Regions from separate parts of the Mus musculus genome. Here region 1 is linked to region 2. The links are chromatin loops, found by intact Hi-C in ENCODE. Cell type or tissue: left cerebral cortex. All regions are shown on one strand.

Region 1 (2,500 bases), 350 kb after region 2:
AGATGGATGGATGGGAGGATGAATGGATCAAGAAAAGGACACCCTTAGAAAGTTTACAGGTGATGGGAAATAGCCTGATGCAAAACAGATAGGAGTGGCCAAAGCATGCGACTGTTCCCGAACTGGAGGCATGTGTGCATGTGTGTGTGTGTGTGTGTGTGTGTGTGTGTGTGTGTGTGTGTGTGTTTATGTTGTGGTTTGAATGCTCATCTCTCCAGTTTCACCAGTAATATTAAAATCATCTTAGACACGTTTGTTTCTCCATTACCTTCCTAAGAGAGGCCTCCCTGCATTCCCCCCAGAGAGCCAGGGGGCTCCTTTCCCAGCACCCTCTATGTTATAGCACTTAACAGCCTGGGCTGCATTTGCATTCCTCTCTTCTTACTAAAGGATGAAATTCTTGAAGAGGGGTCTGTGCTTGTCATCTTCGTGTTCACCAACACCTGGATGGTCTGCCGCGGAAACGCATTGACTGAATGCATAGACATATGAGGGAATTGTTGGTGAGCTTAGTGGTAGATGGCAACAGGGACTGGGCTCAGAGATGTGATGCACCTTGCCACGGGTTCAAAACCCGTGTCCTCTGTTATTCTCTTCTGCTCTGTCCCAAAAGTTAGGTCATAAATGCTGACTGCTTACTTGCCAGGAAAGGCTATTTTGGCTTTCCTTTGGACCCTTTCCCTCATGCCCTAACCTACCTACTTCTGTATATTTGGGGTCTTGGTCTTGGGGAAGTGGGTGCCACTGTACATGAATTGGAGTAATCCCTTTGAGATATTTAGAAAGTGGGTCTGGATACGTGTGTAAAGATAATTCAGTGTGTGTCCTTGCTGGTGGCCCTGTGCTAGATGTTAGAGAAGATGCAGAAAAGGATGAGGCCTTGACCTGCAGGGCTGAAAGTAGATAGGAACAAGTCATGTTATAACAAGACTCCAAGGGAAAGAACAGTGAGTATTGAAGGGGGAAGGAAGGCTCCCTGAGTACGGCTATGTAGTGTGAATGAGATAAAGCGTCCTCTCCATTCACTTCTGTGTGACAGGGGTTGCATCACTTCTGAATTCCCAAGGGCCTGCCTGGGGTAGAGGAGAGGATTCTCGGAGCCTTTGGTTCTTCATGGCAATAGTCTGGGGAACATTCTGGACAGTTCAAGAGGTGGCACTCTGGGCAATGTATGAGCTCCCAAGGTTGCATTCAGAAGTGTCCCCTTTTGCCGCTGAATCAGCGTAATGAGAAGGAAGTGGGAAGGCAGCAGATCCTCCTCTAAGAATTGTTTCCCTGCCCCCTCCACTGACTTATATGCATCATCTCTGCGGCCACTTCGCACATAGGGACAGACTGCCATCTACTGTCCACTTTTATCCTCTGAGTCCTTCCTTTTCAGCCAGCTCCTTGTCCTTCCTTCTCCTCATCTTTCATCGTTACAGATACCACAGGGAAATAGACAGTAGGTGCTTATATGATAGTTTCTGCACAACTTAGCACACCATGATAGGTGGTTTTCCTCTCCACTTGGTGTTGTTTAAAAGGGGCTGCCTGGCATCTCTCTAGGCTTCCTAGGGTTCGTTAGCAGGAATACCATGCGAAAGGCAGGATCTCACCACCATGACCTTGGGGTATCCTTAGGAGATCGGAAAGCTACCCAGTAGGATGAAACACAGTGTATCTGAAAAAATGAAGATGACAGCAAGGACTGCAGTGGCTGTGGGGTTTACAGGAAAGTCCTTGCAGGGAAAAGGTAAGTGTGGACAGCTTGTCCTGCATCTCCACTCAGTAACTCTACTGGTAGGAAAGACGGCCCTGGTCCTGAAAGCTTGAGATGTCTTACGATTGTCCCCGAGCCAGTTGCTGTTTGATGCTCCTGGAGCAGGAGTGCAGGCACTGTAGCAATGGAGGGAGCGTGAAATTCTCCCTGCTACTCCTGAGTACCCCTTCTCATACCTCTCCTAGACTTTCTTTCAAGAGCACGCCTGCCCAGTGCGGGAGACAGAGCATCAGTGTCCTGACTCAAGTCTAAGACACCGTCCTGTCTGAATCCATTTCCCCCAGTAAGCAACCAAGAGTCTGTTGGGGTTTCCTTTAGGCTGTTTGTTTGTTTGTTTGTTTGATTGATTGATTGATTGATTTTTCTTTAACACCAGTCTTCTCTCAAGCCCAGGGTGACAAAGGATTCACTTTGTAGCCGAGGATGAGCCATGTACCTGAGTTAGTAGCAATTCTCCTGCTTCAGCCTGCCAAGCTGGGATGATAGGCATGTACCACCATACCTGGCTTGGCTTGTATTTTAATTCCGGTGAGATTACTTTGGAATAACTCTTTGTCTTATTCTTCAGGTGTTTTTGTTCTTAGTGTTCAAATTGCCTCCAAGGGAATTTTCAGAGTGTTTCTTTCCTGTTCTTGCCCTTAGATAAGGAAGTGTGCCTATGACAGAGGGCGGGGAGGGGCAGGACAGGAAGAGGGGGTGGATTCTATTGGGTATAGGAAAGCCACTCAAGTTTGAGGA
Region 2 (2,500 bases):
CGTCTCTGCCCTTTCTCTTTGCCTCGGGTGCGGAGGACTTTCTCAGGTCCACTGTTGAGTGTGCGGAGAGCACTCTGGATCACGTGGCTAGTGGGGCTGGACTCCTTCGTCTTTGACAGAAGGACTTCTCTCCAAGCCTCCCAGACACACTGACACAAACCTCTTCCTTACACCCCTTGTCGAAAGCCCAGCCCTGCGTGGTGTGGTACCCAGCTCGCCTATGTTGTTGCCGACAGTCCCAAGCTCCCATTACCCTCTTGCGCACGCTACCCTCCCCTCCTTTCTGCACACAGTGCTGTTCTGGCACAGACTCGTCTCCCTTCCGGGAATCTACATCTCCTTTCATTTTCAAAGCTTCTCCTGGTGACTTCCCGGGCTGCTAATAGGTTTACCAACCGGGTATCAGAACATTAGAACACCAGGCATTCTTCAGTCAACTGCCGGTCTCCTCCTATCTTCTCTTAATGGCCAGCCCCGCCCCCACCACATCCACACCGACCTCACACCTGGAGCCTCTATAGGGCAGGAGGTGAGATGAAGCTTGAGTGAAATCTTAACCACGCCCCCTCTTTACAGTGAGACCAGGGCAAGATAACTGCAGGGAGTCTCAGTGTCGCCACTGAGCACCCACAGGAGCTGATTCACAGCAGCTTGTAACTTCAGCTCCAGGGGATCCAATGCCCTCTTCTGGCTTCTGTGGGTACTACACCCACATGCACACACCTTCACATAGATACACACACATACACTGTAGTCTATACAAAATTTCATGAAAATGAGTTATGTGAATTAAAAAATTACCCAAATGATCTCATAACATTTTAGGTAGTTCTGTGAGTTTAAATTGGGCTGCATAGATATCTCTCTTGGGCCATAGGCTGGGCATGGCCGAACAGTAGAGTTTTCTTTAACTGTAAAGATGAACAAGATGTTCAATAAAATGAATAGAACTGTAGATTATCATGTTGAGTGAAAAGAGACTGGGGAGACAAGTGTTTCTTGCTTTACTTCTTTTTCGGAAGCTGGGAAGGGTGAAGAAGATACGAAACTGGAGACTGCCAGTGATACAGAAAAGAAAATGAAGAGGGCGAGGGGGTGTATAATCTGTAATAACAGAGGGGGTAATTGTGGCCAAGTACTTCTCAAACATGCATGGACCCTTCTGCACAGTTAATACGCATTGATAAAGAACTTGAACTATGTTGGAGCTTGGCTGCAAGGACAGCATTCTGGAGAGACTGGCCGCCCTATTTCCTGTCCCAAACAGGCTTTGGGCTGGGAGCCTGCTAAGAAGAGGCTGTGGCATCCGAAGCCTCACAACTTAGAGCTCTCTCTGGCAAGCGAGTATCAAAGCTGTACTGTTTTTTATGTCTTGGGTCCATTCATGACGAGGTATGTGGTGTTCAGGCCCTATGTCCGAGGCCTGTCAGGGTAGACCTGTGTGTCCCACACAGAAGCCATAGAAAGGCCCACTGGGCTGACAGGCGGGCTGAATCCCAAACACGTTCCTCGGGTGCCACCTGCTGGGAGAATGCGGTTCTGCAGCCATTTCTCCCACCAAGCTGTCTTTCAGGAAGAAGAAAGTTTATCATGTATTGTTTTGGATTAAAACATTTTTGAGACAGATTTTCTCTTCTCTGTCTATCTCTGGCAGTTTGGAACTTGCTGTGTAGATGATGTTGACCCCAGAGTTCCTCTTGCTTTGTCACTAAGAGCTGGGCTTAGCAGCCTGTGACACAATGTGGCAGTGGGCTCAGCATAGGAGTCTAAGCATCTGATAGCTGGTGGGTCAGAGTTAAAAACGGACAAATATGCTGTGGTGGGCGAACTCAGGATATCCAGGTCATAGAAAACTGATACAGAGGAGATATGTTCAGTGTTGATCATTCGCTTACCCTTTCCAACGCCTGGTCGCTGCTGTGCCTTGTGTGTGGTCGCTGCTCCGCCCCGTGCGTGGTTGCTGCTCTGACCCGTGAGTGATCACTGCTCTGTGCATGGTCACTGCTGTGCTCTGTGTGTGCCAAGCCTGAACTTACTCATTTTTAATCACAAGTTCATGGTGCCACAGAGCTGCCCTTAGGATCCTGTTACCCACAGCAATGGCCCAAAACTGAGACAATGACCAAAAGTTCACAATTACCCTTTCTTTATATTTATTTTCAAAGTATGTTGCTAACTGAGCGAGTTGAACAGTGCCTCAGCCTTACTTTCCCAGTTGGTTAGAAGGTAAGGCATTGTCTCAAGGTGCCACCACTGAGAGGTGGTGGAGTCTTCAAGAGATAGGGCTTTATGGAAGCTCTTACAGTCGGCGGCATGCCCTGGAAGTATATAGTACTACTCCAGGCCAATCGCTATTTTATCTTCACTTCCTGGCCATGCCGTAGGGGTTTTGCTCCACCACATCTGCAAATCAGCCAGACCAAAGATTTTAAAAGAGGGAGCCCAAGCAACCCTTCTCTCTTTGTAAGTTGATTCTGTCGGGTAGTTTGTTAAAGTGGTG

Evidence for each region. Hi-C counts contacts between places; a loop is a spot of excess contacts. Peaks named below come from ENCODE experiments on the same cell type or tissue, not always from the same donor. Only the 100,000 strongest peaks of a DNase experiment are listed, where the experiment ranks them.
Region 1: a loop joins it to region 2, with 2.7 times the contacts of the local background. A loop is called at or near these places in 7 of 42 quality-filtered maps.

What each region holds. Positions count from the first base shown.
Region 1 is chr6:126,153,325-126,155,824 of GRCm38, reverse strand. All of the region lies in intron 1 of Ntf3 (neurotrophin 3), which reads left to right. Among named protein-coding and RNA genes, the nearest start is that of Ntf3, 10 kb to the left of the region's middle. In left cerebral cortex, a CTCF peak has its summit at 1,351 (motif pointing left); a DNase peak (open chromatin) is centred at 1,323.
Region 2 is chr6:126,499,272-126,501,771 of GRCm38, reverse strand. The region is part of intron 1 of Gm38899 (a long non-coding RNA gene); the gene reads left to right. Among named protein-coding and RNA genes, the nearest start is that of Gm38899, 14 kb to the left of the region's middle. In left cerebral cortex, CTCF peaks have their summits at 705 (motif pointing left) and 1,534 (motif pointing left); a DNase peak (open chromatin) is centred at 1,522.